Regions from separate parts of the Homo sapiens genome. Here regions 2 and 3 are each linked to region 1. A link is a loop called in an ENCODE intact Hi-C map of the cell type or tissue named here. Cell type or tissue: heart left ventricle. All regions are shown on one strand. Each heading gives the region's core, and the rest is flanking DNA. Links, peaks and the distances in the headings are about the cores only.

What was found. Peaks named below come from ENCODE experiments on the same cell type or tissue, not always from the same donor. Only the 100,000 strongest peaks of a DNase experiment are listed, where the experiment ranks them.
Region 2: it touches region 1 in a loop (3-fold over the local background); 7 of 110 quality-filtered maps call a loop at or near these places.
Region 3: a loop joins it to region 1, with 3 times the contacts of the local background. A loop is called at or near these places in 6 of 110 quality-filtered maps.

What each region holds. Positions count from the first base shown.
Region 1 is chr16:86,862,829-86,869,769 of GRCh38, forward strand. No RefSeq gene overlaps it. Among named protein-coding and RNA genes, the nearest start is that of LINC02188, 140 kb to the left of the region's middle. RefSeq lists enhancers at 6,053-6,556, 6,557-6,941. In heart left ventricle, for the core only: a CTCF peak has its summit at 3,146; DNase peaks (open chromatin) are centred at 3,253 and 3,658; H3K27ac peaks cover 2,343 bases.
Region 2 is chr16:86,981,525-86,988,465 of GRCh38, forward strand. No RefSeq gene overlaps it. Among named protein-coding and RNA genes, the nearest start is that of LINC02181, 73 kb to the right of the region's middle. In heart left ventricle, for the core only: no CTCF peak of the experiment used is centred there; a DNase peak (open chromatin) is centred at 3,697; H3K27ac peaks cover 1,267 bases.
Region 3 is chr16:87,028,946-87,035,886 of GRCh38, forward strand. No RefSeq gene overlaps it. Among named protein-coding and RNA genes, the nearest start is that of LINC02181, 25 kb to the right of the region's middle. RefSeq lists enhancers at 1-71, 72-572 and a silencer at 4,741-4,914. In heart left ventricle, for the core only: no CTCF peak of the experiment used is centred there; no DNase peak of the experiment used is centred there; H3K27ac peaks cover 961 bases.

The DNA.
Region 1 (6,941 bases), core at 992-5,991:
ACAGAACACAGCGAGGTGGCGCTCATTTGTTGAAACCCCCTCGAACCCCACATTGTTTACTTCCTTGCTTTCACCTTGTTTATTGTACCAAAAAAACCCAGCACAACATAAAATGAAAACCAGGCAGAACAGGCGGAGTATGTTCAGGATTTTCCATAGGTGCTCAGCATTTTCTGATGACTTGGCAGAGGGAGGAGATGGATGAAGAAAGATCCGTCACAGCCGTGCCGCACCAGTAGAGTCGGCTCTGTGGAAGCCTGGAGGTGCTTTACAGCCGGGCGGGTCGTGTGACAGGCTCTCCCTGAAACTTCATGGGCCTTCAAGAAGGGCACTGTGCTAGCTGCTAAGAGTCAAATGGAGGAGAAGCCTGAAATTTGTGAACGTAAGGAACTTCAGTCTAGGGTGTGGGGTGGGCAGAGAAGTAAATAGGCAACTACAATGTCACATGGGACAGTCCGTGGTGGGGTACAGCTGAGACCGTTCCACTTTATATCCACTTTATTGACGATACACAAGGAGTTCATGCTTCCCTGCCTCTCTTGCAGGCAGCTGGGTGATTAGCTCTGGACAACAGACTGTGAGCAACAGTGACACGGGCCACTTTGGATCCTGGGCAGTTGAGGCAGGAATGAGTTCTCTCTACTCTTTGCTCCCTGCTGTGCCCAGGAGTGGTGCCTCCTTCAGTCTGAGTCCCTAACAATGGTGTGGAACAGGGACCTGGGCTTTCTGGAACATGCCATGTGAGTGAGAAGCAGATGTGGGTTGCATGAAGTCCCTAAGGTTTCAGGGTTTATTTCTGACTGCAGCCCAACCTCGCTGGTCCTGGCTGGTACAAGGGAGCAGTTGCACAGTGCTCTGGGCAAGAGGCAGATGGCAGGGTAGACGGGGCTCAGCAAAGGCTTCCCATGGACAGGAGAGGCAAACTGAGCCCTGATGGAGCTGGCCAGGTGACCAGCAGAGGAAGAGCATTCCAGACAGAGGGAACAGCACATGCAGGTGTTGGGGGAGGACTCTGCATGTCCAGGACTGGGCGGGAGCACCCAGAGCAGACGGAGCGGAGCACGCAGGTGCAGCCTACAGGGGAGGGAGTTGGAGCCCTGGGTTGCACCCTACAGGGGTGCTCTTTATCACAGTGACCAAGGAGAGTCGCTCAGGCATATGTATATATATTTTAAACCAATTCAGCAATTCTTTAATAGTCGTTGGGCAGTTAGCTTTATACAGATGCCTAGTGTCTTTGTCAGGCTTATAGAATGATATTTTCATTTACATTTGCCTGAGGTTGCCTTTTTTTTTCTTTCTTAACTTTTAGGTTCAGGGGTACAGGTTCAGGTGTGTTACATAGTTAAGTTGTGTGTCATGGGGGGTTGGTTGTACAGATTATTTTATTTAGTCACCCAGGCGATAAGCATAGTGCCAGATAGGTTGTTTTGTTTTGTTTTGTTTTTTGAGACATTCTCACTCTGTAGCCCAGTCTGGAGTGCAAAGGCGTGATCTCGGCTCACTGCAATCTCCCCATCCCAGGTTCAAGCAATTCTCCTGCCTCAGCCTCCCAAGTAGCTGGGATTAAAGGCGCCCCAGTATGCCCAACTAATTTTTTGTATTTTTATTAGAGATGGGGTTTCGCCATGTTGGCCAGGTTGGTCTCGAACTCCTGACCTCAGGTGATCCACCCCCATCGCCCTCCCAGAGTGCTGGGATGACAGGTGTGAGCCATCACACCCTGTCCCAGGTTTTTGATCCTTACCCTCCTCCCTCCCTCCACCCTCCAGGAGGCCCTGGTGTCAGTTGTCCCCTCTCTGTGTCCATGCGTACTCAATGTTTATCTCCCACTTGTGAGAACATGTAGTATTTGGTTTTCTGTTCCTGTGTTTGTTTGCTTAGGATAATGGCCTTCCAGCTCCATCCATGTTGCTGCAAAGGACATGATCTCATTCTTTTTTCTGGCTGTGTAGTATTCCATGGTATACATGTACCACATTTTCTTTATCCAATCTACTGGTGGGCATTCCGGTTAATTCCACGACTTTGCTATTGTGAATTCACTCGCATTTTCAGCAGGGAGATGATACGATCACATTGCATGATAAAGGGTTACGTTGGCTCCTGAGTGGCCTGGAGATTAGAAAGGAACAAGGCTGGAGACAGAGACCCCACTGAGTCTCCACTCATTGACACATGTATTCAACCAACGTGTATTGAAAACCTGCAGCACACCGGGCACTGTTCTGGCCCTGAGGAGGCAGCAGTGAGAAAAACGTAGAAGTCACGTGTGTAACACACATGGAGAGGAATGAGACTGGGCGGGGGGTTACGGGGCCAGGCTGTAGTTTGTGCCCTTTCCATGTGTGCATTTTATGTCAACACAATGTCTAAAACATTTCAAGAAATTCATGTTTCATGTTCCAAATAAAAGTCTGCACCCCAGGCTATTTCCCTGAGGAGGTGGATGCGATCGATAACTCCTCCTCAAAACCCAAGCACCGCCTTCCCACCCAACCCCCTGCAGGGGCTGGGAGGGCACAGAGGGCTCCAAGCTTGGGGGACAGAGGCGCATGGGCAGCAGCCCCCAGACAAGGATCACATAGACACAGGGGCGGCTTCCCATGGGGTATGCAAGAAATGTTCTCACATTTTCAATTGTCTTGTATTTATAATACTGTGTTTTAAGAAAAAGATCCCATAACCAACACAAATAATTGTACTGTTTAGAATAAAGTTGAGTAAAAAGACAAAGAAGAGGGTGTCATGTCAATTCAAAGTTGATTCCAAGAAAATATTCACCAAAATGGTAACCAAAGGCAGTCGCAGGACACCCAGACTGTGGGGGAGAGTGCCCAGGGAGGCGAAGCCGGCAACAGCCATGCAGGTAAAAGGCAGGACTTCCCAGTACCCTTTCCTCATCTGTGGAATTAGGAGAGCAAACTCTTCTCTAGTCACCAAGGTAACCGTATGCCATCAGCACGTCTGTGACTTTCTGTTGTCCAGACAAAGCCATTTTCAAAACTCACCCCACAGGGGCACTGGCACCTCTCAGATGGCAAGAAAAATACCAGGGAGGAAAAACAAAATCCGACGATTCAGGCTGCCCCGGGCAGTGGTTCTCTGGCAAGCAGACAAACGCAGGAGGCTTGAGTAACTGGCATCACAGTACCTGGTGCCCGAGGGAGGGTGGTGGCCGTAACAGAGCACTGCACCCTCACGGTCACCCGGGCCCTGAGACTGCCTTAGGAAGCCCTGATGGGCTGTGCGTGACGCTGGGCTGTACACTGTTCCCTTGCTTTGGCCCCAGCCTGGGCCCCATGCCCACGGATGGTACGGATGTCATCAACTTACAGTGTTTATTTTTGGCTTTTTCCATTGCACTTAGAGCCAGCTATCAAGCCAGACACATTTTGCTTTTTTTAACTTAGCCTGGCTTATGAGTCCAATGTTGAACCAGGATCTGAGGGGAGGGCGCGTATCTGCATTGACACAGAAGTCCCAATTGTGTCTCTTGGATGGCAAAATAAAAACAGTTTGCAAAAAACAGGGAAAGAACACAGGCAGAGCAGATGTGGCTCCCGCAGGGGAGGCTCTGGCGGTGGGCTGGCTGAGCCCGTGTCTGCATGAGATGGGATGACATCGGCACCACTGGCAGAGCCTGGACTAGCTGTCCTTCCTTCCCACCAATGTGCGTGACAGGCCGCTGAGCCTCCCGGTGTGCAGGAGCTGAGACTTGCAGCCTACTGAATGCACATGCTACTTCCTCACCAGCCCCAGACCTTGATGGACAGTCATTGCCTTGTTACTTTGATCAGCCACATTGCCGTATATTCATCCGACAAGGTCTGCTACACCCCTTCGGGGCAGGTACTGTGCTCAGTTCTGGGGACCTAACAGAGAACTTGATGGACTCACCCCTGTCCTCATGGAGCTTCCAGACTAGGGAAAAGAGAAGAAGATGTGAGCCACTGAAGGTCTCAGAGTGAGAATGGCCTTGTTGCGTCACTCAGCTCCTGGCTTCTTCCTACCTCTGTAACTCCCCCCATGGGGTCACGTTTCCAATCCTTAAATATGAAGGTTTCCTGGGGCTTGGTCCCTGGTCCTCTTCTTCCTCCTTGTACTATTTCAGGCCTACCCCACAGCTCCCAGACATTCACCTGGTGTCTGAGCTGATCATTTCCAGGTCCAGAGCTCAGGTCTCTGGCCTAACCTCCTAGCAGGCATCTCCACTGGCATCCATCCCACCCACACATCCACTGCCTGGTTCTGTGCACCCAATGCTGCAGACTTGCCCAGGTGGGTCCACTTCTTCCACCTGCAAATCCACAGCCACCCAGCCCAGGCTGTTAGCACCTCCGGCCTGGACCTCCCTGGAGCATTGTGTTGGCCTCCTTCCTGTCTTCTTGTTCCCCTGCCTTGTCCACCTGCACGTTACCCTTAGCCCAGTAATCACAGTGGCCCTTGTAAATCCTGAGTAGAAGAGGCCCTCCCTCTGCTGAGAACCCCGCCACAGCCCCTTGTCCCTCAGAGTCAACGCTAAAGTCTTTACAGGCTCCCAGGGCTCTCTGCTCTCCCCACTCCCCCTTTCCCTTTGAACTCCCTCATTTCCACTGCTCCCACTCACCATGTCACAGCCAGGCTCATCTCCTATTCCTCCATAAGCAACCTGCCTCAAGACCCTTGCTCTTTCTGCTCCCTCTCCTGGCATGCTCTTCCCCTGATATCTCTATGGCTCCCATCTTCCCTTCCATACGCTTTTACTTCTACAATGCCGCCCTCTCTGCAGCCTTCAGTGACTTCTCTATTTACAATGCAGACCCCACACCCATCCCCCCTACACCTATTTTCTCCCCATGTGTTCATGTCTGTGCACTTTACTTACTGATTTTATTGTCTGAGTCCTCCCTCCAGAACATAAGCCCCTGAGGGCAGGAGTCTGTGCAGTTTTGTCCCCTGCTGTGAATAGACACATTTAATCACCCATTCCACTGTGGTGTGCGTTTCAGTTGCTTTCAGCTGGGGTTCCTACGGGTAGTGCTGCTACGTGCACCCCAATCCTTAATTGCAGGAATGGATATCCTTCAAACTGACGGCTTAGACACAGGTTTACCGCAATGTGGGTGTGGTCTCAACCTCTCCTCCACCCGGGCAGGTCCTGCTCGCCCAGTTGCCATTTTTGTTAGCTAGCAGAAATGGCCATTCTTTCAAATGACATGGATTGCCAAAAATAATAACGCAGCCAATCTAAGGGGCAATTTTAAAATCCCCATGCCAACACTTCTCAATCCAAACTCAGGGTGATCCCCTTTGGATGGTGGAAAGGGGACTGCGCCCTTGAGGGCACTTTTCCCAGGCCACTGCCCCCCAGGTCCAGCCACTCGTAGTGGCCGCTGCCCACAGCTGGCAATGGTAATGGCATCTGGAGACAGGGCGGCCGACACCCTCTGACCTTTGTGTGAGGGTGAGGTGGGCGGAGGGGGTGAGGAAGGGACCAGGGCTGGCCCAGCTTCGGGACACCCGCGGCCCCTCCCTGGAAGGAGGGGCTTCCCAGAAGCCCTCCCAGGGAGAACCCATCACACGGAGGTCACGCTCCAGACCTCGGAGCAGCTTCTGCTGCTCTCCTTTGTTTAGTTTTATGTTTTATTTTTAATTTGAGCCACATTTTTCTAAAAATGGGAGATGTCGCCAACCATTTCAAACTTCTGGCTTCTCTTGAAATGCAGGAAGATATGGCCAACCCAGGCCAGCATTCGGCTGTGGCCACAATGGGCTGTAGCCGACTATTGGGCTCTCTACTGAAGCGGGGGTAAATTACAAACATGAAATTATTTTATGCTGGCATCATGACCTGTGTGCATGTGAATTCGCTTCTAGGTATTGAGAAGAGAGATGGGAAAGAAAGAGGAAGACAAAGAGAGCTAAGACAGAGAGACAGAGAGAGACACGGAGAGGGAAAGGAAGAGAGGGGGTGAGACAGAGAGAAGGTAAGGCAGAGAGGTAGAGGGGAAAATGATTCTAAAAGCCTGGGGGCTTTGCCCTCTGCTTCACCCAGTGGACTTAACGCCTGGAGATGAAACTGGAGATCCGTCCTTTCCCATGTCCCGCGGCCACCCAGAAAGCACAGCCTGCAGCCCTGAAGGCAAATGTGAGTTCCCGGTCAGTCTGCAGACGGATCCTTACTGTGCACTGTAAGGCTCTGTGGAAGCCGCTGCTTTTGCTTGTTCAACAGCAGAAGCAGCGTGATTTATAGATGATTTAACTGTTCTTTCGAGGATTATTTTTTCTATGCAGTTCTTAATTGGGGGCTTACGTGCTGACATTAGAACTTAATTCCCATTGAAGTGGCAACTCGGTTAAATGATATCAAATGTCTTTTTAGCTGAGCTGCATCCAACCCCCGGTCCTGACCCCTGGGGGGATGTCTCCTCCAGGTAGCACTGGCTGAAACCTGCAGTGTGCCCACCTCTCCCAAGAGTGGCATGAGCAGGGGCCACGCAGCTCCTTCCTCACAGGTTCCAGGACCCAGGCTGAGAGGAGCTGAGGGGCCCAACATCCCAAGGAGACCAGCGCCAGCCCAGCCAGCCTGTCCCCACCCAAGTCCCCAGGAGGCCAGGCCAGCTGCCCGCGGGGAGGAGGAAAGCCATGGCACTGCAGGGGGTGAGGTCAGCCTCCCACTGCACCTGTGGGGGGCCAGGCCTTCTCCCACAGTGGGCAGGGGAGCAGCAGGCCCCCCACGGCTGTCACTCACAGCCAAATGCGTCCAGCAAACAAAATATCACTCACTGTCCCCTGACAAGAACAAATAAACATCCAGGGGGAGGTAGGAATAAGAGCGGGGCTGACAGCTTTACCTTAAGGGCCCGTGTGGCTGCTCGGCAAACCCCAAAGTCCTGCAAGTGCTCCCAGCCCCTCGGGCTGGCACAGGCGTGCCCCAGACGCACCCGCATGTCCACAGA
Region 2 (6,941 bases), core at 930-5,929, 120 kb after region 1:
TTAGAAGTTTCATGGAATGAAATGTCAAATAGCCAAGCAGTAAAGAGAGCCGCCCTCAAATAAGTTGTTTAAAATCTCTGTACCCGCTAGAAGCAACAGTGTGGATGGACCGCTCATTCGGCTGAGAAAGAAGAGCGCATTCTATACAGCCCCGCTACATCCAAGTCAAGAAACCGTGAGGCTGGTGGCGGGGCGCAGTGTCTCACGCCTGTAATCCCAGCACTTTGGGAGGTCGAGGCCGGTGGATCACGAGGTCAGGAGATTGAGACCATCCTGGCTAACACGGTGAAACCCCGTCTCTACTAAAAATACAAAAAAAAATTAGCTGGGCGTGGTGGCGGGCGCCCGTAGTCCCAGCTACTCAGGAGGCTGAAGCAGGAGAATGGCTTGAACCCAGGAGGCGGAGCTTGCAGTGAGCCAAGATTGCACCACTGCACTCTAGCCTGGGCAACAGAGCAAGACGAAAGAAAGGAAAGAAAGAAAGAAAAGAAAGGAAAGGAAGGAAAGAAAGAGAGAAAGAAGGAAAGAAAGAAAGAAAGAAAGAAAGAAAGAAAGAAAGAAAGAAAGAAAGAAAGAAAGAAAGAAAGAAAAAAGGAAGGAAAGAAGGAAGGAGAAAGAAAAAGAAGAAAGAAAGAAAAGGAAAGAAAGGAAAGAAAGGAAGAAAGAAAGAAAAAGAAAGAAAGAAAAAGAAAAAGAAAGAAAGAAAGAAAGAAAGAAAGAAAGAAAGAGAAAGAAAGAACGAAAGAAAGAGAGGCTGATCTATAGTGGCAGAATCAGATGGAAGCACCTCCCGTGGAAGGGGCACCGTCCACTGGGGAAGCGCCCTGCATGCACTGGCCTGGGTGACAGCTGCATGCAGGTGGGGGATGCTGGAAAAGCCCCTGCGTGGCACCCTGGGGTGAGTGCTCCCCACTGCATGTGACTCAGTAAAAATTAAAGACCAGGCTTATCCTAAAATGGATATTAGATAACAAAGGATTGAAACGATTTTAATATTTTTTTTTTTCTTTGGAGACAGAGTCTCGCTCTGCCACCCAGGCTGGAGTGCAGTGGTGTGATCATGGCTCACTGCAGCCTCCACCTCCCCGGTTCACGCCATTCTCCTGTCTCAGCCTCCCGAGTAGCTGTGATTACAGGCACCCACTGCCATGCCCGGCTAATTTTTGTATTTTTAGTAAACACTGGGTTTAACCATGTTGGCCAGGCTGGTTTTGGACTCCTGGCCTCACCGGATCTGCCTACCTCAGCCTCCCAAAGTTCTGGGATTATGGGCATGAGCCACTGCACCCAGCCAATTTTAATAATTTTTAATGGGAAAGGCATCTCCACAATTCTGAAGTCTAAATGATTTAAAAGGTCTAGATTCAGAAACTTTGTCCCCTTCTGTCCCCCACCTCCTGGCTTCCTCAGGCGAAGCTGTGCACACAGCTCCCAGCCCGGTCAACGTGCAGCCCCACTCTCCTTCTCAAGCAAATACTTGTGGCGCACTCAGCTACTGTTCATTACTGTGCTTTTCCACTCAGTAGCCTGGTCTGGGAGCCTCCACGTCAGTACACAGAGTGCTTCTGCAGCCTTTGATGGACATGAGTTTGCACCAGAGCAGCTGCAGAGGTGAGACGTCGGTTCTCCACGTCGCCCTCCGTCTGCATCACATCTGGGTGAGACCTGTGTCTTTCCTCTACTGTGTTACATACACGTTTCTCGCAACTTAAAATTTGGAACTAATATGTGTGGCAGCCTGTACACAAGCACAGGTCAGGACTGGACTTCTCAAGAGTTTGTTGAGGCCCAGCGTGGTGGCTCACTCCTGCAATCCCAGCACTTTGGGTGGCCAAGGCGGAAGGATTGCTTGAGCTCAGGAGTTCAAGACCAGCCTGGGCAACATGGTGAAATCCCACCTCTACAAAAAAATCACAAAAATTAGCCGGGCATGGTGACATGCACCTGTAGTCCTAGCTACTCAGAAGGCTGAGGTGGGAGGATCACCTGAGCATGGGGAGGTCGGGGCTGCAGTGAGCCATGATCACACCACTGCATGCCAGCCTGGGCAACAGAGTGAGACCTCATCTCAAAAAAAAAAAAAAAGAGTTTGTTGAGGCTGAGGTAGAGGCTGGGGTAATCTTAAGGGTAAGGCCTGGGGGTAAAATTTGGGGGGTAGAACCTAGAGGAGAGGCTAAGAGTGGAGGCTAGGGGAGGGAAGCAGGGGTGGAGGCTGGGGGTGAAGGCTGGGAGGAGGCTGAGAGTGGAGGCTGGAAGAGATTGGAGGTAGAGGCTGGGGTGGAGGCTGGGAGGAGACTGAGAGTGGAGGCTTGGAGTGAAGGCTGGGGAGTTTGGAGGTGGAGGCTGAGGGTGGAGGCTGGAGGTAGAACTTGAGGGATGGAAGCTGAGGGTGGAGGCTGGGGGTGGAGGCTGGGAGTTGAGGTGAGGTTGAGGGCTATGGACTCAGATCTATGTTTGATTGCAACCCTGCCTTCATCAAGGGGCTCACCTTCTCTCACTTAACAGATTCCTCATCTATAAAATTGTACTGATAATACTCAGCTTTCGGATGTTACGCAAATCAAACAAGATAACATATATCATTATCCACTGAAGCCTGAGGGTTCCTCCTGGAACCCTCACCTCAAGCGCAGAATATGAACAAGCACGGGTTAAGGGACCGGTATGCACGGACTTGAGGAGTCTACGTTTCCATCACCTTACCAACAACAAGAAAAAGGAATTCCGAGGGGCTTGCTATGCACCTACCATTATCAACTCCACTTATAAACATTCTGCTTTTTATCCTCCTTCTATTGGTTGGGGAAATTGAGGCACAGAGATAGTGAGTAATTTGCTGCAGGTCAGGGAGCAAGTGAGGGCAGAGCCAGGGTCTGAGCGGGACAGTCTGGCTCCAAGCTGTGCCCTGGGCCCTGGGTCGTCCGGCGTGGATGCACACCCAGGGAACTTGATCATAAAAGCCAGTCGTGAATTATCTGGCGACAGACCGATGGGGGTATCATTGGGATGCAGAATCCATCTCTTTTACAACTGTCCTGACGTGTTTATAGATCCATGCATCTGATGGGGGCAGGGGAAGGCGGCCTAGAGTCCTCTGGGCCACCCCTAGCTCTGTGCAGGGCTGAGTCCAGCCACTGCCAGAAAATGAGGAAAAACCATCCATGTTGAACGATTTTCATGAAAGCAGGTTCCAGAGCTGATCTTTGGCACATGGGCCACCCCTGACGTTGGAGGCCTTTAAAATATGGCCCAGAAAGCAAAGCAGAAAGTGGCCAGAAAGGAAAAGTCTCCATCTCAAATCTCCTATCGCTCAGACTCCCCTGAACTTGGGTCCCGCATCCACGTTGCCACTTCTGATGGGCTGTCTTCCCAGAGCACACAAATTGTCAGCTAGGAGCACTTTGGGGAAGCCCCCGACCTGTAAAAGCCACTGGGATGTTCACCCCACCCAGCGTTCCCTCCAGAGCCATCCAGCGCCTGGGCCTGCCCTGAAAATCAGGAAAGAGGAGGAGAAATGGAAGTGGGGAGCAGCATTTCTAAGACCCCCAGGCTGCACCCTGCTGGGCCACGGACCTGTCTGTCTCTGCTGACGATGCCCAGGCTGGATGACTATTTATAGAAGTGGAGGAATGTCCAATGACCGCATCTGGAAGCGATCGAGGGAGGGCTGAGCAGCCGTCAGAGCCTGGCACCCACTGGATGACACCCCAGTGGGCCGTCACCAAGAGTGGCTGAAAAACCAGGGTGTAGCCACCTCCCTCCAAGGGCCTCCAGGGCAACTGTCACTGCTTTGAAAGGACATTCTGTGCTGGTTGGAGGGACGGTTCCACTGGGTGAAGAGGCAATTACCTGCCATAATTATGCAAGCTTCTAATCACGGCATGGTGGCTAATTACTTACAAATTGCTCAGGCAGTAAATCCCCAGGCAGAAAGGCCCCCTGCCCTTGGAATGTGGGCTGGTTCCTGAGAGAAGGGGTGGCTTGCTGCGGGTGGCCCAGCCTTGCCCTTGCCCCAAAGGCTCTCTGAACAGCCTCTGGAAACACTGAGAATGTGGCAGACAACAGGCCTGTAGGAGACTGGCCACAGCATCGCACTTGCTTCTTCAAGGCGTGGGGGCACTGGGCCTCCAAGCTCTGCCTCCTGTTCTCAGTGTGAGGCCCTGGACTTCCCGGCACAGGAAGTTTTTCCATGCACGCCTCTTCTTGCTCTTCTTGTAGCAAGAAGACAACAGTGGGCCTGGGGCGGCTGCAGGGCTGAAACCCCTTGCAGGGTTGGACAAGACCTAAGGGGGTGTGCCACCTCGCTGTGACCTCCTGCTACTGGGCAGCAGCTGGCTGCTCACTGTCCAAAGTGACCACTTGCCTGCCGCTGGGTCCAAGGACCTGACAGTACCTGGCACACAGTAGGTGCTCAGTAGGTGTGTTGGCGAGCGGATGACGGCCGCCCTCAGGTCTGAGTCTCCAGGGCGGACCACGCTGTGCTTCCCACGGCTCCTGCACACTTCTGGGCACACGTTGTCACTCAGTGTGTTTTGGCTTTGGGCCCTTTTTAGTTTAGGTTTCATCTGGGTAATTCGTTTCTTTGAAATGCATTATAAATATACATATTCATGACAGCAGGGGATTTAACATTATTTATTAATATTATTTAATATTGAAAGGATCCCATGAAAAACTCTAACACGGTTTTTGACACATGGACGGGTGGGTGTGCCCTTTCCAGCCCTGAAGAGGTGGTCAGGTCCACAAGCTGGGGGTCACGCACCAGAGCTCCAGGCAGCCTACAGGAGATGCAGTTCCCACCTGAGACCACCAGGCCAGAATCTGCAGCTTCGCAGGAGCCCCGGTGCGTTGTGGAGACAGCTCCCTAGACCCTCTTCTGCGGCCATGGTCCTAATTTTCAGAAGATGTGTGTTCATTAAAAAACAAGAATACCCTGCTATGGTGTCTCCTCACACTGGATTATTTACATTCATTGAGGATAAGGGAACTGACTCCTAGCCTGGGAGCTCCAGGAGGGAGAATCTGGGTGTTGACCGCTATATCCTGGGTCCTAGAACTATGCCTGGTACACGGTAGCAGCTCGATAAATATCGGATGACTGTGTGCACTGACCAATGCCCACTTCTTTTAAGGGTCAATATCAACTTTCGGAATAATCCCACTTTTGTTTTTAAAACGTGTAAGTGTGCTATTGGCTGTGTGTGTGCTCAGAGGGAAAGGTCTGACTTCCTATGAGCATAGGCCACTCTGGGAATGTTTCTTAAATATTGTTTTCTTTCCATCGCTTACTAACACAATGTTGAACCACGAGAGTAGAGTACTCCCAACAGGCCACTCCCAGATCAGGGAGGGGAGGGGAGGGGGGGGAGGGGGGAGGGGAGGGGAGGGGGAGGGGAGGGGAGGGGAGGGGAGGGGGAGGGGAGGGGAGGGGGAGGGGAGGGGAGGGGGAGGGGGAGCAGGACCCTGCTGTTCAAGTCGCATCTTTAGAGCTGCGTGAAGTACCCAGTTCCTGGCCCCAGCCCCCTCCTCTGAACGCCTACGGATGTCATTACCTGTGAAGTTCCCTGCACTAAATCCTGCCCTGTCTCCTGTGTGTGCCGTGTCCCTGTGCTTGAAACCCAGCTCCCAGAGAAGCCCCCAGGAAGGGCGGAGCCTTTTCTCCTCATATTTGGCCCCCTCCTGCCCACCCCAGGCCTTGCGCATTGTGTCGGCAGCTGACACCCCCAAGCATCTCCATTTCAGGGGTCAGACGACAAGAAGCCTTCCCTCTGGTACCCCGGGGGCATATGCAGGCTGAGGGCATACGCAGGCTGAGGGCATACGCAAGCTGAAGGCATATACGCAGGCTGAAGGCACATACGCAGGCTGAGGGCATATGCAGGCTGAGGGCATACGCAGGCTGAGGGCGGGGTCCCAAAACCCAGTGGCTTTTAAGTTTCACTCTGGCCTAATCACCATTTAACCAGTCCAAACTTCAGTTTTCTCCTCTCCTCTGGGAAACGGGAATAAAGCATTACAGGACAATGCATGTACAGAGTTGAACAGGATCTCCCCAAAATTCACAGCCTCCTCAAACCTCAGAATGGGGCCTTCTTTGGAAATAGGTTCTCTGCAGGTGTGAGTTAGGATGAGGTCATACTGGACTAGGGTGGGCGCTAAACCCAATGACTTGTGTCCTTACAAGAGGAGAGAGACACAGAGACACACAGAGGAGAGGCCGGTGAAGACAGTCAGGGATTGGAGCCATGCGGCCACAAGCCAAGGGGTGCCTGGAGCCACCAGCAGCTGCAAGAGTCAGGAAAGACCCTCCTCTGGAGCCTTTAGCCCCTGCCCACACTGAGAAGTCTGGCCCCAGAACCAAGAGAGAAAGTGCTCCTGCTGTTGTGCGCCCTCGAGCCGTGGTTGTTAGGACAGCCGAGGAACCCGCGACCGTGCCCGGAGACCTGCGTGTGGAGGGCTGCTGCTGGTGCCCACTCACAGGCTGTCACCCTCAGGGAGCTTCCATCCCCCCAGGGTGTCCCCTTTGCCTCCAGGCACCTGTCACTGCACAAGAGGACCACAGACAAAAGTGAAAGGAACAGGGGCACAGTGGCTTGGGGCCGTCTTCTCATCCACCCGGGCCTGCACCACAGTTGCCCTGTGCACCTTTGTCCCCCGCACTGGCCACAGCTCCGCAGCAGCCCTGGCTCTGGCAGTCCAGGGAGAAGCTCTAAGAGAAAGTGTCCCCAGCAAAGAGCAGGGACACACAGAGCAGAGACATGCACGGTGCACCGGCCGTTGTGTCGCCCCGTTGTTTGGAGAGCAGGACCTTGTTCACCCCTGGAGCCCAGATACAGATGTGTAGGGTCTGGGGCTGGCCCTAATTAACTTAGGGAGGCCACGTACACTTGACCGAACTGCGGAGGTCATCGGCAAACCCGAGTTGCCCCTGTGCTATT
Region 3 (6,941 bases), core at 898-5,897, 170 kb after region 1:
CCATGGAAAAGGCCCATCCATCGGCATCAGGCAGACTTGCTCAGCACCTCTGGGGGCTCCACCTCAGCCTCTTGGAGGAAGCACCAAGAGGTCGAGGCTCCAGGCCCCCCATCACCTCTCCGCTCTCATCCTCCACCACTCACCTGACTCCAGCCACATCGGCCACCCACTGCCCCCAAGCAGACGCCTCCCCCAAGTGCCCTGGGCCCTCCACTCTTGCCCACCAGCTTCTGCTGAGGCTCCCTCCAGGGCCACACCTGGGACATGTGTGAATCGGGAGCTAATGCCCCCAAAGGCAGCCTCCTTTGCCTTCCCCAAAGGCAAGTGGCCCAGCTTTCTCGCCCTCTGGAGCACAGCACTGAGGTGGTTCAGTATAGACCCAAATACCCCCAGAAAGATGAGCTCCAACTGCCCAGCAATGTGCTGCCCCTTTGCGTAGGCTTTCTTGGTCCCTCCTCTTCCTCGTCTCCCCACCCCACACCCAGCAGAGCTTCCCACAATCACCTCCTGGAGGAGGAGGTTTGGGTCCTTGTCTCAGGCTCTGCTTCAGGAAGCTCCAGATGGGTGAGGATTTCTGCCTATTTTCTCCCACTGAACCCCCAGTACACCTGCAGGTACCCTTAAAATGTAATTAAGAAGATGACTCTATTAAAATGCTTCGGCCTTATCCTCTGAGAATCGATGCTATTATTCAAAGTGGATGGGCCAATTTGCATGTCAGGAAGCTTGAAGGATGGTGAGGAAAAAAAAATGACTTCCCAAGGGCACATGGTCAGTAGCTGGTGAAGACCAAGGACTCCACCTCCTGTCTCCAGACCATCAGTGGAGGTGTTTCCATCAGGCTAAGAGGGGAAAACTGGAGTAAAAAGTGAGAGGTGACCTACCGGGGAGGTAGAGAGGTGTTTCCACCAGGATAAGAGGGGAAGAGTGGAGTAAAAAGTGAGAGGTGACCCAGAGGGGAGGTAGACGCTTGTGTTTACAAGTGTAGTGGTTAAACCACTGTGGTTAGAGTTGCCTAAGAAACATTTTTAAAATGTAAATGCCACCAGGAGTGGTGGCTCACACCTGTAATCCCAGCACTGTGGGAGGCTGAGGTGGGTGGATCACCTGAGGTCAGGAGTTTGAGACCAGCCTGACCAATATGGTGAAACCTCATCTCTACTAAAAATACAGAAAATTAGCTAGGCGTGGTGGCAGGCGCCTGTAATCCCAGCTACTCAGGTGGCTGAGCCAGGAGAATCGCTTGAACCCAGGAGGTGGATGTTGCAGTGAGCCAAGATGGTGCCATTGCACTCCAGCCTGGGCAACAAGAGCGAAACTGTCTCAAAAAATAATAATAAAATGCAAGTGCCTGGGCCCCACTGCCCAGAGATTCTGTCTTAGTCCATTCAGGTTGCTGTAGCAAAATGCCTTAGACTGGGCCATTTATAAACAAAAGAAATGTATTGCTCACAGTTCTGGAGGCTGTGAAGTCCAAGATCAAGGTGTTGGCAGATTCAAGGTCTATTCCTCACAGACAGTGCCTTCTATGCATCCTCACAGGAAAAAGAGGCAAACAAACTCCCTCAGGCCTCTTTTTTTTTTTTTTTTTCAGACAGAGTCTCACCCAGGCTGGAGTGCAGTGGCACAATCTCAGCTCACTACAACCTTCACCTCCCGGGTTCAAACAATTCTCATGCCTCAGCCTCCTGAATAGCTGGGATTACAGGGGCATGCCACCACAGCTGGCTAATTTGTTTTTGTATTTTTAATGCAGACGGGGTTTCCCCATGTTGCCCAGGCTGGTCTTGAAGTCCTGGCCTCGAGCAGTCCTCCCACCTTGGCGTCCCAAAGTGCTGGGATTACAGGCATGAGCCACTGCACCCAGCCTCCCTCAGGCCGCTTTTATAAGGGCACTAATCCCATTCTTGAGGGCTCTGCCTCCATGACCACATCACCTCTTAAAAGCTCTTTCTTAATACAATTGCACTGGAGATTAGGTCTCAACATGAATTTAATGGGGGGCACAAACATTCAGACCATAGCAGATTCTGACTTAATGAATCTGGGGGGACCCAGACATCTGTATTTTTAAAAGTTCTTCTGATGTTTCTAATATGTAACCACAGTTGGGGAACATTAGATGAAAAAAATCACCTTGCAGATTTTGCTCCCTAATACCCAAGTAGGTTATCTTTTTCTTCCTCATTGCATTGGTTGGGCTGTTTCATTTTAAAAGGAAAAAACTCAATCCAACAGGCATATACCAAAGGAGGGGGTAGTGATGAGGACTCAGGGTGTCTGTGGAAGTCCAGGATGAGGCTGCAGCAGGAACTGGAAGGCCGTTGCCCACCCCAAATTACTGCTTCTGCATCCAGCCCTCTCTCTGCCTTCTCTGCTTCTCCATCCGCAGAGCCAAGAGGGGCAGTCTTCAGGACGCCCGTGTGCACATCTCCCCATGAAGACATCAGCGCAGCCTGGGTCCCACAGGAGGCTCTGATCATACTAGTGGGGGTGGGGTGACCTCCGGGACCAGTTAACTGAGGTCAAAGGGGTGGACCATAATATGGTTTGATGTCTGTGTCCCTGTCTACACTTTGCATCAAATGTCATCCTCATTGTTGGAGGTGGGGCCTGCGGGGAGGTGACTGGATCATGGGGGTGGTTTCTCTGGAATAATTTGGCACCATCCTCCTAGTCCTGTTCTCATGATAGAGTTCTCACGAGATCTGGTCGTTTACAAGCGTGTGGGGCCCTCCCCTCTCTCTCTTCCTCCTGCTCCAGCCATGTAAGATATATTTGCTTCCCCTTCGCCTTCCGCCATGATTGTAAGTTTCCAATTAAACCTCTTTTCTTTATAAGTTACCCAGCCTCAGGCATTATTATTATTAATTTTTTTTTTGAGACCGAGTTTTGCTCTTGTCGCCCAGGCTGGAGTTCAATGGTGCAATCTCGGCTCATTGCAACCTCCATCTCCCAAGTTCAAGCGATTCTCCTGCCTCGGCCTCCCAGGTAGCTGGGATTACAGGCACCCATCACCATGCCTGGCTAATTTTTTGTATTTGTAGTAGAGATGGGGTTTCGCCATGTTGGGCAGGCTGGTCTCCAACTCCTGACCTCAAGTGATCTGCCGCCCTCGGCCTCCCAAAGTGCTGGGATTACAGGTGTGAACCACCACACCCAGCCCAGGCATTTCTTTATAGCAGTTCAAGAACAGACTAATACAGACTTCTGTGGTACAAAAACAGCCTCCCAGGTACTGGTGACTGGTGTTAGAGAGCTGCTTGCAGTCTACCTCATCCCTCTCCCACCAGCTCACACCCCCACAATACTCTTTTTCTTCCAATTGTCATAATATTTTGCTGTATCTATTTACCATTAACCATACACTAGACAGCCTTTCCTTTTCTCCTTTTAATAAACTCACTTTTTAAACTTGAATGTGGCCATTTTGTAGGCAGTGGCACCTGTGAAGTCGAGGGTTGCAATGTGTTCGAAATGTTTCAATAATGCATATTTGCATATGCCAGGCCATATTAGAGCTGGAGGCAGAAGGGAAAACATCAATAATATGGATGCTACCTCTGTTCAAAATTTCAGTATTTTGTTCATCGGGAATATTTTTGCATTTTGATTGTTTTACATTGGATTAAATTATTATGTATCTCAATGATTATGGGGGTTTTTAATGTCCTCTTAAATTTTCACCCAAGGCAAGCATCTTACCTGCCCTACTTCAGTTCCAGTCCTGCAGAATTATTTAAGTGGAAGCTCGAAATAATCATGCCCGTGTCACCTGAGACCTCTTGAGTCCCACACTTTGGAAACACTCACTTCACCTGCCTAAAATAGAATCAGTGAAGCAGAGGACGCCTTTCATGTCTGCTGGTGCAAATCCCTCTCTCCCAAGTGAGGAAACTGAGGCCCAGCGAGGTCGCAGTGACAGGCCCCAGCCCCACAGCCGTTTGATGACAACTTCACATCGGAGCCCAGTTCAGTCCGGACACTTTGCCTGCACCTGATTCTTCTGTCGCTTCATTAATCTTATGAATAAGGGAAGAAAAAAGTAAGGGCTATGGCCTCAGCTTTCCATAACTTTGCTTTATTTCTGGAGTGAGCAATCCAGCCCCGGCCGAAGGAATCATAAATCCCTCTGGGAAAGAGCCCTGGAACTCCTGAGCCCACGCCAGGGCGGCCCCGGGGGGCACAGGGCTGGCCAGGGAGAGATCGCCCTGCATGCCACTTCCACCACCCAAGCCAGGACCCGACATTTTTAGGCAGTGACATCAGAGTGGAGTGAACAGAGACCACCCTTGAAAGGAAAAACAAGTCACAAAAAGGCAGGCGGGGGATGGTAAAAGGGACCGGGCGGGCCCTCTCCTTTGCCTTGGCGAACACGATAAATTCAAGAGTAAAAATAATCTCGAGTTACATAAGGGAGTTGCATTTTAATCCCATCACGGGGTGCCAGCCCTGAGGCCAACAGTAAACGTGTCATCCCCTGTGAGCCCCACAGCAGCCCATGGGGGGAAGGTGCTATTTTATTCCCATTTTACACAAGAGAAGACCAAGGCTCAGAGAGGTTAAGTGGCTTCTCTGCAGTCTTTCACTCAGTAGAACATGGCCAAGATTCAAACCCTGGCTGTCGGAAGCAGCAGACGCCCTTATGAGCAGGCGGCGATGACTCTCACGGAGGAAGCCCCCTCCTCTGCTGGAAGGAGGCCCCCAGCCATCTGTGCCAGAAGTCATGTTCCCCAAATCCCCGACTCTGAGAGCCACAACATTCCAAATCCTCCATTGCTCCAAGGGGTAATCCCCCTCCCTCCCGCATGGACCTCCCGACTCCCGTCCCCCAACCAGCAGGCTACCAGACCCTTCCTTTCCAGATTCTCTCTTTTACCAGGTCAGTCGAAATCCCCAGGTGGCTGGGTCTAAGCCCCAAGCTTGCACCCCTCATGCCAGAAAGAAGTTGGCCCCTGAGCGGATGAAACTCAAGCTGGCCCTATCCACCCACGTGTGAGATTCCTGCAGAATTATGTGCATTTTTTGGTGGGGAGAGTGGAGCTTAAATATTTCTGATGAGACTGAACTGGAGCTGCCTGGAACCATTCTCTGAATTGGATCATCTACCCAGATGCACAACCTCACCACTTATCTACTAACCGTCAACAAGGAACTCACATCACGGCTTGGCCAAGAAGCACACCACTCTGCGAATGTACACAGTATCCTTCCAGAAGCGGGGGAGGCAGCTGCCGTCCCACCCAGAAGCCTATTCCCTGCTCCGACCAGGTGGAAAATCTGCTCAACTCAAAAGGTCAAACCTAGTTTAATTTTATACCCTTTTGTTAAGAATATGCCCTTAAAAAAACCCAAAAAAACAAAATAAAAACACTTCACGTTTCTTTCCAACTGTTCAAAAGTTAATTCATGTGGAAGAAAAAAAAAAAGATTAGGATAAAATTTCAAATATTAAATTCAAATGCAGGATTAATGACTTCTATTTCTAAGCCCAAGAGGTTGTCTGGAATTTAGGGCATTTTTGGAGTAGTCAACACCAGACATAACCAGATGCGGTTGTATTTTGGACCAAGTCAGCACAAATTTAGCACCTTGAAAGACTATATCCACATCTGCCTTAATACAAACAGTTCCCCCTTTCTTAAAACTCTCTGTCCAAAATGAATTCAAAGCCATCAGCTTAAAGACAAAGACTGAACACTTTTTAAATATAAGTGACGGTAGCTGACAAATGCGAGGCCTGACTCACACCTCCTTCCCACTTTAACCCTTTCTCTGCTTTCACCCTCCTCAAATATACACACACAGGCCCCAAGGACAGCACGAAAATGACTAATTTGAAAGAAGGAAAAATCAGGCTCTCCATAAAGCATGGTCTCTCCAGAGTCACTAAGTACTGTAACAAAACATGCCTCAAGTTCTGCCGATCCCAAGAAGTACTGAAAAAAAATCACGTATGCGAACCCTATCTGGGCAATTTTTCCAGCCCAGTGTGGTTTGGATCATTTAGGAGAAATTCCGAATAGGAGTCTGGATGATTTATCCAAGTCCTCAGATGAGCATACTCAAAGAGCATCCCCTCATGCTATGGCATCGGCAGGAACAGGACGATGGGCATGGGACAGTGGGACGATGCCCCAGGGCTGTGATTCCAGGCCCTGGCTGAATGAAGTGTCCTGTGGGACATCAGCAACACTTGGCAAAGAACTTCATGGTCCAATACGCTTGGAAAGCACAAGGTACTCTAAGACAGGGCTGGCCAACCATGTCCCGGGGCCATGTTGGACCCTCCACGTGTTTTTATAAATAAAGTTTTATTGGAACACAGCCATGCCCATTTGATTATAGACTGTCCATGGCAGCTGCCTGCCACAACAGCTCAGTGTGTCCTTGCGACAGCCCAGATGACCCACGAAGCCAAAAGCTTTACTAGCTGGCCCTTTAGAGATAGAGCAGAGCAGGGGTCAGCAAACTCTAAGACCTTAGAGATTCACAAATTAGAGAGTCAGCACGTTAAACACTCCGAGAGATCCTGCCACAGGGAACTCTAGTCCACTTGGTCTAGCATAATATTCTCAACTACATTTAATTTTAAAAAAACTTTTCCCTCTCTAAGACATGTATTAATTCCTCTCATAGGATGCCCTTCCTAGGACACATTTTGGGAGATACTGGTGTGTGTGCACATGTGTGCTTGTATGTGCACGGAAGAAATACGTGTGAGAACAGTCACCACGAGGAAAACACCCTGTGTCCATTTTCGGACACCTCCGGCCTGACACAGCAGGCACAAGAACGTCATTCATGTGGTTACTTAACCAGCTCTTGAGACACGTAAGAATACCGCATCCACACAACCAAATTAAAAGGTTCCGTTTGTTCAGGAGAGAAATTGTTTTATTACCAATAATTGATTATTTCTAATATGGAAAACTCCATCT